Linked DNA regions of Homo sapiens: region 2 is linked to region 1. Evidence: chromatin loops called from intact Hi-C (ENCODE). Cell type or tissue: heart right ventricle. All regions are shown on one strand. Each heading gives the region's core, and the rest is flanking DNA. Links, peaks and the distances in the headings are about the cores only. Region 1 holds the start of CLDN11 (claudin 11). Region 2 overlaps SLC7A14 (solute carrier family 7 member 14).

Evidence for each region. Peaks named below come from ENCODE experiments on the same cell type or tissue, not always from the same donor. Only the 100,000 strongest peaks of a DNase experiment are listed, where the experiment ranks them.
Region 2: it touches region 1 in a loop (2.1-fold over the local background); 16 of 110 quality-filtered maps call a loop at or near these places.

What each region holds. Positions count from the first base shown.
Region 1 is chr3:170,418,601-170,423,975 of GRCh38, reverse strand. It overlaps CLDN11 (claudin 11), which reads right to left and starts at 5,108. Exons shown (of 3, transcript NM_005602.6): 1 at 4,684-5,108; 2 at 649-813. The coding sequence starts at 4,909. MIR6828 (microRNA 6828) reads right to left here and starts at 873; the gene lies at 814-873. RefSeq lists an enhancer at 4,408-5,360. In heart right ventricle, for the core only: a CTCF peak has its summit at 4,999 (motif pointing right); DNase peaks (open chromatin) are centred at 2,672 and 3,266; H3K4me3 peaks cover 2,977 bases; H3K27ac peaks cover 2,829 bases; H3K27me3 peaks cover 1,269 bases.
Region 2 is chr3:170,496,495-170,501,869 of GRCh38, reverse strand. It overlaps SLC7A14 (solute carrier family 7 member 14), which reads left to right. Exons shown (of 8, transcript NM_020949.3): 3 at 525-761; 4 at 2,986-3,203. All of the region lies in intron 2 of SLC7A14-AS1 (SLC7A14 antisense RNA 1), which reads right to left. It also overlaps the pseudogene KRT8P13. Among named protein-coding and RNA genes, the nearest start is that of SLC7A14-AS1, 32 kb to the right of the region's middle. In heart right ventricle, for the core only: a CTCF peak has its summit at 2,104; no DNase peak of the experiment used is centred there.

The DNA.
Region 1 (5,375 bases), core at 144-5,143:
CTCACCGCAACCTCTGCCTCCTGGGTTCAAATCATTCTCCTGCCTTAGCAACCCCCGCCCCGAGTAGCTGGGATTACAGGCATGCACCACCATACCTGGCTAATTTTTGTATTTTTAGTAGAGATGGGGTTTCACCATGTTGGCCAGGCTGGTCTTGAACTTCCAACCTCAGGTGATCCGCCCACCTCGGCCTCCTTCTTTATTAACTGAGCTGCTCAGTCTTGCCTGCACATAAGCATCACCTGGGAAGCTTTCAAAAAATATCTTTGCCTGGCCTGATGCCCAGAAAATTCTGATTCAATTGATCTGCTGTGGGACCTGGGCATAGGTGTTCAAAAAGGATTCCACTGTGAAGACTGAGAAGGCTTCCATCTTTCAGGTCTTTCCCTTAGGTATTTCCTACCTTCAAAATCCTCTTTCTCTTTTTAAACTTATCTTCATGGTCAGTGACTCCCAGAGACATTACTTAGCCCTCTGTGTAAACTGCCCATAAAATACAAAGGGATACAGATTGTGGGAGTCCATCCCCCACTGGCTTCACTTGGCTTCCTTTCACATTTCTCTTGAACTTGAGAAGGCAGCAACCACAAGATCTGAGATTCATCAGGCTCCCTCATAGGTAGGGTACCACTGAGAAAGCTGTCTTACCCAGCAGAATGAGCAAAACACCAGCCAGCTGGGCCCGCCTGTACTTAGCCACACCGGGCTCCTGGCCCATCCGGATGCAGGGAAGAACAGTCAGCAGCAGTAAAATGGCCGGCAGACCCAGGACCGAGGCAGCAATCATCAGGGCGCGGCAGGCCTGCACGTAGCCTGGGAACAAGAGAGCAGATGGGAAAGGTTAGACCACAGGGTTCTCTTGCTTCCTGAGCCCTGCCTTAGGGGAATTCAGCACCATCTCCCTTCCTCCTTCTTGGTGGATTCCAGGACTTAGAAGGTGCTAATGTTGTCCAAGGTCACTAAGCACTTTTTAACTTTTAAAACAACTCAGCAAGAAAAAAGGGGGCTGGAGAAACTAAATGGGGACCCCTGGTTTAGGCCACTTGGCCAAGCTTCCAGGATGGAGGGGCCAAGAGTCCATTTACATTATTACATCCCCCTGAGAAAGTTCAGATGAAAACTGAAATCTCCCAAGAATCATTCTGTGAGGGCCTCTATTGGTTCCAGTCTGCTATTGATAGCTCTACCTGTGTGACCTTGGGCAAGTTACTTAACCATGATGTCTTATTTTCCACATCTATAAAGTAACAACAGGCCAGGCATGGTGGCTCACACCTCTAATCCCAGCACTTTGGGAGGCCAAGGCAGGTGGATCTTCTGAGGTCAGGAGTTCAAGATCAGCCTGGCCAACAGGGCGAAACCCCATCTCTACTAAAAATACAAAAATTAGCCTGGTGTGGTGGTGTGAGCCTGTAGTCCCAGCTACTTGGGGAGGCTGAGGCAGCAGAATCGCTTGAACCTGAGAGGGGGAGGTTGCAGTGAGCTGAGATCGAGCCACTGCACTCCAGCCCAGGTGACAGAGCGAGACTCTTTCTCAAAATAAATAAATAAATAAACAAACAAAGTATTGATAATAATATAATAGTACCTACATCTCTGTAATAGAATTCTACTGAAGATTACATTAGTTAATTTATTTAGTGCTTAAAACAGTGCCTATACCAAATCCTCAAAAAAGGTTAGTTGTTATCATTGGTGTTCTTTGTCTGTCTCAGTGCAGCGCTTTCATCTTCAGGTGTCCTAGGTGATTTTCTCCTAACCATGTGCTTTCATTCACATTGGCTGTGGCCCTAACCCAGACTAAACTAAGACTCAGGCTTCCTCTCTTTGCTGTCTCCCCAGAGGCTGCTGTCCTCATGGATCCTGCCCCTAAATTGTTGGACCCCATCTCCTGCCTCACCCACAGTGCCCTGGGCATCCTTCCCCAACTGTCCATCATTGCTTAAAAGGCATCTCTCCAGCCCTCAGGGTTCCTGGAGGGCAGACACCTGCCTTGGTATTCACGGAGTTAACACAGTGCCCACAACAGATCATGGAAACAATTGCGAATCAAGGAATAAGAGAACTGAAAAATAGAAGAGTAGAGCAAAACTACATGAACTTTATCCTGTCAAGTAAAATGCCAAGTAAAAACTGTATTAAGAAACAGATTACAATATGTGTCACATTTATTTAGAATAAATCTGACAAGATACTGGGAGAATTTCACAGACAAATTTGTTTCACTTTCAAATGTAATGTTTCTCATTAAAACTCTCCCTCCTCTTAAAAAAGGTGGGGGGGGTCACATTTATTACCCTCCCTTTTTTGCTCAGAAGGAACTAGTACTAGTGGCCTGGGTGAGGCAGAGTTCATAGCAAAGCCAGGAATCTAGCCGACATCTGCCTCACACACCACGACCCTCACGTGCAAAAAGGCCTAACTTCAACGCTGTCTCTTAGCAAGGAACGTTTTGCCAGAATTCGGACTTCACAAGGGCCCTCTTCCAGCACTGCCCATCTCAGCTCCTTCAGAATTAAAGATAATCAGTCAAGTGTCTACTGACTTGAAGATCTCCAGAAAGGAGCTCCAGGAAGTCTGAGGCCCATCCCCTGACCCAGCCGTCCGCCTCTGCGGCTTGTAGAGAGCCAGTACTCACACAAAGCAGGCAGTCAACTGGCAATGCAGGTTCTGAAATCCATGGCACTGGCTGTCCACATGCTACAGTGCCAAGGCCATGTCCGGACACCAAAAGATAGGGACAGAGGACTGTTCCTGCCTCCACCCAAAGTATGAGGGAGGGGGAAGGCAGGAAGGACTAGCGCCGCCCCCCACCCCCCCCCCACCCCCAGAGTATGCACTCCCCTCTGGAGGACAGCCTTTGTTCTCTGAAAACAAACCACTTGGCACTGAATGCTCAGTAAAGTTAATTTCAGGAGAAGAAAACAAAGTTAATTTTATGCTTCAAAGATCCCTACAAATACCATGCCCAGCTTTTAATAAAATACTATAGGTACCATTCATGAAGCATCTACTATCTCAAAGGAGATTACATTTCTTATCTCATTTAATCCTCAAATAATCGTGAAAGATGGGTGGTTGATCTGATTTTAACTTTTAAAAGAAGACAACCGTGGTTCACTGAGGCTAGCAATTTGTCCCCCCTCACCCAGATTGTGAGTCCTGGATGCCGGAGGCTGGCCCGGGTCTGCCAACACCAGCATTAGCCAAAGCTGAGTCTAGATCTGCGTTCGTTGACCTCTGGCCTTCTGAAAGTTCAAAATGAAGGAAAGGATAGCGTAAGGCAAACCAGGCAAGCACTGCCCGCAGCTATTGTGTGCCAGAGGCCATGCCAGGTCCAGAAGAGGAAGCAAAGAGAATAACAGGACGCCATCTCTATCTTCAAGGAATTTAAAACGTAGTGGGAGAACTTCACTCACGAACAATCAACAAAAAACAAGATAAAATGTGCCTTTGTGAGGATAAGAGCCAAGTACTAGGCAGCAAGGAGAAAGGAGGGATTCAGATTCCGACTGCGAGGACCGGAAATAGGGCGTGCTTGGAGGAGGCTTAAGGGGCGAGCACAGTCTTATCTGACTGGCGGCTTCAGGGACAGGTTTCTCCCCATCTTGAGGAAACCGGGAAAATCCTTTAAGTGAGCACAATCCACGAAGGCTGGGGGACAGAAGCCCACCTTGTAGGGACATGCCTTGGGGGTAGAGCAGAGATTCCAGCAGAAAACCAAGGGGGTGCCCGCGACCTCGCCATTGCCCAACCCATTGGTTTAAATCTGAATTGAGGCTGTCGCCCAAAATGTTTCCACAGGACACATGTGAAAATGTGGCCCCTGGCCGGCGCTAGGCTGTCAATTTTTACCTCCCCTTCCCAATCTGAGACACGCTGGAGGGGTGGCGGCGAGCGACCCTCGGCGGCGCGCTCCGTATCTCCCCAGTGGAGTCCGCCCTCCGAGGAGCGCCCGCTCGTCCCTATCCAACCCAGCGGCGCGGAGCGGGAGCCGGCGTCACCGCAGCCCCGCAGTCTGACGCGCCCACAGCAGGGGCGGGGGTAGCGGGGGCAGCGGAGATGGCCCTGGGCACGTGCGGGAATCAACGTGACATTTCCCAAACCAGGCAGCCCAGAGAGCCCTGGACGTGAATTGCTCAGCGGCTGCGCGGACGGAGCTAGGAGGGCTCTAACCTGGCCGGGGGCGCTTCGCCCATCCCATGAGGACCGAGAAACTCAGCCTGAGCCGGTTCGATTCTCCTGTCAGCTTGTGTTACACGCTCCTTCTCACCTCTGCGGGCGGAACCTAACGCGAAGGCTCGGCGCCCCGGGGGAGGCCGGGCGGGAGCGGGAAGCACTTCGGGAAGCGGACGGTGGAAGGATGCGGGCTGGGACCGCAGTAATTAACACGGACTCAGTTCCTATTAGGTGTTCCGGTTTGTTCATTCTCAAAGGGACCCGGCCAGTGTTACCACCGGCCACATTGCCACTATTATCTCAAATTCCAGATAAGAATACTGCGGCCTAGAGAAGTTAAGTTCGGGGCTGCCTAATTCTTTTACAACAAGGTGGGACTAGGGATGTCAAAAACGTACCCAAAGGTCTTCAAGCCCCCAAAATGTCTCTGTGACGCCGTCTAATATCCCGCTCTCTACCCAGAGGATAAGGATTTGGGAGCCGCCGCCAAGCTCGGGTCCTTACCCGGCAGGATGAGGATGTCCACCAGGGGCTTGCAGTGGTACAGCCCCGTGGCCATGACGCAGTCGGCCCACAGCCCCTTGGAGCCCAGCTCATCCAGCTTGCGGCAGGTGGGGATGGTGTAGCCGCAGGTCACCACCCAGTCATTGGTGGAGGTGGTCACGATGACCCCGATCCAGCCCACGAAGCTCGTGACGAAGCCCACCACCTGCAGGCACGTGGCCACCATGGTGGCCGCCAGGATGTCCCCGTGCCTCGCCCCTCACGGCTGTGCCTGGGCCTGGGCTGGACAGTGCCTGCCCAGGTACGTCTCCCACGCTCGCGAGCCGCTGGAGGGCGACGGCCCGAGGCGGGACACTGGAGGTGGAGGTGGGCGCCGGAGGCTGCGAGCTCAGCGGCGAAGGGCGCACGGCGGGGACAGCAGCGCTGCTGGGCAGCGCGCCCCCGCCCCCTCTTTAAGCCCCGCGGCTCCGGCCGGCGAGCACCAATCGGCGGCAGCCCCGGGGCGCGCCGGCCAATCGCGGGGCGGGGCCGGGAGGGAAGCGTGAAGGGGAGCAGAGTAACCCCAGGGGGGCCATTGGGCCGCCCCACCCCGTCCGCAGCGCAGTCCGGCGATGCAAAGTAAAACAATTCCATCCAGGTCCAGAGAAACGGAGAGCGCAAAGAGGGCGTGCGTTTGTCGAGAGTTCTGTTTT
Region 2 (5,375 bases), core at 175-5,174, 78 kb before region 1:
GATTTCCTTGTTAATAATTAGTAATTTATTTATATTTGCATCTTTTATCTACCCCCTAGATATAGTACAGCATTTTCACAGATTGCTCAAAGTATCACTCTCAAATGAGGAGCACCTTCTATAATATGTAAAAACTGAAAGAGAAGAAGTTTGTGCATAATATAACCCTGGTGCCATCTAGGGTGGGGGTCGTGATGAATTGGGCCCATGTTCACACAGGATATCTGACACCTAAGGAGCATGATAGAGACACACACAAGTGGAATTTTTTCTAAATAAAGATCAGTTTCCAACAGTTTAGTAGAATTAGTTCTGATTGCCTTGCTAGTCATTCAAGTTTGCATTTTTCAGAAGTGAGGTTGGAAGAGGTAAGAGTTGGCTCTGAATCGATTCATATACATAAAACTTTGTGTATTTGTTCTGAGATCCTAGAAAGTCTCAGTATGTTCCACCCAAGATTGTTGGCCACAGGATGTCAGCTCATCTCCTGAAGTCCACCATCTGTGTATGTCTGTCCCTTGCAGGCGTCTGCTATGCAGAGTTTGGAGTTCGAGTCCCCAAGACCACAGGATCTGCCTACACCTACAGCTATGTCACTGTTGGGGAATTTGTGGCATTTTTCATTGGCTGGAACCTGATCCTGGAGTACCTGATTGGCACTGCGGCCGGAGCCAGTGCTCTGAGCAGCATGTTTGACTCACTAGCCAACCACACCATCAGCCGCTGGATGGCGGACAGCGTGGGAACCCTCAATGGCCTGGGTGAGACTGCCACATCCTCCTACCCTCAACATGCAAACTTACCAAGCCACATAAATGAGTTCTCCTTTCAGAAAGCAATTTGGCAAAATGTATCAAAAGCCTTAAATATATCTCTCTTTTTCTTTTGCAAAGTAATTCTTTCTCTATGAATCTATCCATCCTTAAAAAATAATTCTAATGTCCATGGAAGCATTATACAAAAAGATGCTCACCACAGCCTTATTTACAATAACAAAAAGTTAGAGACAGCCTAAATATTCTACAGTGGGGCAAGTGACTAAGTAAATTGCAGACAAATACTATGTAGCTAGCAATTAAAAGGATGATTAGGGAAACTTGTAATAACATGGATTATGTTTTAATGTAATGTCATACGTCAAAGGCTACAAACCATACAGGCACATGTCAATAACTATATAAAAATAAAACCAATGCAGGAAAAAAAGAACTGTCAGCAATTTCTCCAGTGGTTTCATCAGATTTTTTTTCCAAATTTCAATGAAAAAAAATTTAATGAATAAAATGGGTTCCAGCCTAGAAGAGGTCAGGGAGGGGTAATATAACAGTGAATGCTAAACCATCAGAAGCTCGTGTAACAAATACCATGAGACCTCAGGCTCCATCCATCATTTGCCATCCACTCCTTTTTTTTTTTTTTTTTTTTTTTTTTGAGACAGAGTCTTGCTCTGTTGCCCAGGCTAGAGTGCAATGGCATGATCTGGGCTCACTGCAACCTCCACCTCCCTGGTTCAAGCAATTCTCCTGCCTCAGCCTCCTGAGTAGCTGGGATTACTACTCAGCTACCACACTCAGCTAATTTTTGTATTTTCAGTAGAGATGGGGTTTCACAATGTTGGCCAGGCTGGTCTCAAACTCCTGACCTTGTGATCCACCCACCTTGGCCTCCCAAAGTGCTGGAATTACAAGCATGAGCCACTGTGCCCGGCCACTCTCCATCTTGATGCCTGATAAACTCACATTCTAGAAAAGCTAAACAATAGTTGAGGAAGCTCTGGAATCTTGCCTCAGAACTTCCAAGGAATGATTCTGTGGCTGTGTCAAGTCATCTAACTTCGATATTCCTATATCAAAAGAACTGACAAAAATGCTGAGCACCCAAGTACCATGACAAGATAAAAATATAAAGAACAAACCTGTTCTGTGTACTGATTGCATAGAATTTTAGGTCTAAAAGAGTCCTCCAAAATCAGGCCATTCATGTCCTTCACTTTACAAATGAGGTCCAGAAAGATGAGGCAACTTGCCCAAGGCCACACATCTGGCTATGGGCAAAAGTACAGCTGAAATTCAAGATCCCTGCAGCTGAGGCAGTGCCTTTTCCACTCTATAGAGGGCAGGAGTCCACTGGCCGTTGGGCAAAACCAAGCAGGCAGGGCGTGTTCACTGGTTATTTTTTTCTCTACAACCACATATACACAAAAGGACAGAAAACCCCTCTTACCATCATTTTCAAAGACACACATTCTTAAAATTGTTGATAAAGAAAAGGTTTGGGAATGGGATGGAAATTTTACAGACTGTAAAATTAAAAATAATGAAGCTAAAAACAATTTTCAAACATGTTAGACCTAAATATACATCCCAAATATCCCAGGATGGTTCCCACTTCAAATGTTCTGTGCCATGGTTTCATAGGCGCTGTTGTAATTGTCACACCACATAGCCCAATTTTTGGTCCAGGATACCAGATCATCTTACCTATCTACCAAATCCTGCTCATTTGCAAATAGATACTGGTATCTGCTTGTGGACTATAGCATAGGCATGTGTAGGTGCACACACACACACACAGAGTTCCTTTTAAAGACTTACTGCCCTTCTTTTTTTTTTTTTTTTTTTTTTTTTTTTTTTGAGACAGAGTCTCACTCTGTCCCCCAGGCTGGAGTGCAGTGGCGTGATCTCGGCTCACTGCAAGCTCCACCTCCCAGGTTCACGCCATTCTCCTGCCTCAGCCTTGTGAGTAGCTGGGACTACAGGCGCCCGCCACCACACCCGGCTAATTTTTTTGTATTTTTAGTAGAGACAGGGTTTCACCGTATTAGCCAGGATGGTCTCAATCTCCTGACCTCGTGATCTGCCTGCCTCGGCCTCCCAGTTTACTGCCCTTCTTAAAGCTGAGTACGGATGCAGTGGGGTAGGACCAGGAGTTTGCATGGCCCTTTCTTCCCTCCAGACAATGTCAAATCATGTCTTTCCTCTCTAGGGAAAGGTGAAGAATCATACCCAGACCTTCTGGCTCTGTTGATCGCGGTCATCGTGACCATCATTGTTGCTCTGGGGGTGAAGAATTCCATAGGCTTCAACAATGTTCTCAATGTGCTGAACCTGGCAGTATGGGTGTTCATCATGATCGCAGGCCTCTTCTTCATCAATGGGAAATACTGGGCGGAGGGCCAGTTCTTGCCCCACGGCTGGTCAGGGGTAAGTTTGTTCCAAACACCTGGTGTGCCTGTCACACACTCTGCCTTCTACCCTGTGACCAACCTAAGACATATTTTCAAGAAAATGCTGTTCTGTTCCATAATTACCACAGCACCCTCTTTATCACCTTTTGATCTTAATTTAGTTGGAATATCCTGAAGAAGTGGTTCTTGTGTGTTGTTTTTTTTTCCACAGGCATTTGTTAAGATCTTATTTTATACAAATAATAATAATAGATTCAATGTTTTGGCAACCTGCAATTGCCTAAAATTGTGCTAAGTGTCTTTGCACGTACTATCTCATTTAATCATCCTGATAATCTTGTGAGGAAGATATTTACATTCTGCTCTTAAAGATGAAAAAAACTCCCATTCAGAGAGTTCAAATGGCTTACTGTTAAACACACAATGTAAGTGGCAGAACCCAGTCAGCCACGACTGCCTGGCTCCAAAGTCTGTGCAAGAACAGCTCAGTTCTATAGAATTATGTCTACAATCTACTAAGAGAGATCAAGAAGAACATAAATACACAAGGCAATAAAGGAGGCCAGGGAAAGGGGACAGTAGGGAAGGGATGAGTTTTGCCTGGGTATGACACTAGGAAAATAACAGTTTTTAATTCCAATGTCAGCATTTGACTCTAGGAGGAGAGTCCTACTGAGGTCAGAGGACAGCTGAGCTGGCCTAATGGAGGGCTGTGCTATAAATCCCATTCCAAAGGCATAGTTCATAACAGGCAGGTTTACCTGGTGTGGTCTAGGGGTTAGCAAGAGCATGGGCTGGACCAAAAGGATGTTTTCAGATCTCATTCCATGATCTGGCTAGTGCGGTTTATGCTAGAGAAAAATAGGAAGGTCAGAGAGGCAAATTCTTTATACTGACAAGTGGCTGTGAGTTGCACCTGGTTTCTTTCTCTAGGATGACTAAAAATACTTATGTTGTGGATTTATTGGTGAAATTCACTAGCCCACCTCTTTTTCATGGTAGAACATAAATCAGAGAATTTTGAGCTGTCAGGGACCTTAGAGGTTACCTGGTCCTATCCGTTCATTTAACAGATGAACAACCTAAGGTCGAGAGAGGCAAGTCTGCCTAGAACTGATGACAGAAAGCAAGTCCAGGATTCCACCCACTTTGCTTTTGCAGCTTTTGCTTAGGCTGGTTTTTCTCCAACATGTCCAGGGATCAGAAATGTTTCTTGGAGAACACTCAAAATCACTTGTTTATTCCGAACCACGCCATGCCGTTCAATGCAGAGAAATAAGCAAGGAAGCAATTTAAGCCAAGATTCCTAGTCTTCTCCTTATCTATAAGAATTCCACAGAACTACAAAGTTCATCCCTCCTCTTTGAAATGAATAAATACTGAAACTGCTTAAACCCAAAAGAAGAGACAAAGAAACACTGTTGGCCCCATTCTGGATCCCCAGATCTATATTATCTTATGATACAAACTGTTCCTTTCCTATCATATAAGAGAAACAACAAATTACAAGACTGAAAAGAAGGAATGTTTTCCTGGAACTCAGTTGCATTTTCTTTTTTCTTTCTTTCTTTCTTTTTTTTTTTTTTTTTTTTTTTGGACAAAATAAAGCAATTAAATTGTTTTGTAGCTGGAGGCAAGGGGGGTCCCCAAGCAGTAAACTCCCCCGCGCGTGGGCTGAGAGCTAGGGCTGAGCTTCAGGTGGGTCTCCTGTTCCCTGTGCTCCCCTGCACAGCAGCCTCCCTCCCGGGCTCTGGGGGAGCCACAGTAGAGGCAGGCTGGGAGGGACTGCCGCAGCTCTTCACTTGGGCAGGACGTCAGAGGACTCGGATACCAGCTTCCCATCGCGGGTCTCAATCTTCTGCACAACCATGGCCCTGGCGGAGCCGGTGCGGCTGAATGAGCTGGAGCCCGCGACAGAGCCAAAGCTGGAGCTTAGGCCATAGCTGAGGCCAGGGCTTGTGAGGCCCCCATAGGCGGAACTCAGACCACCTGCATAGCCGCTGGTGGTCTTCCTATGGATACTCGTGTTCTGCATCCCAGACTCCAGCCGGGCTCTCCTCGCCCTCCAGCAGCTTCCTGTAGGTGGCGATCTCCATGTCCAGGGCCAGTTTGACGTTCATCAGCTCCTGGTACTCACGCAGCTGCTGCGCCATGTCCTGCTTGGCCCGCTGCAGGGCGGCCTCCAGCT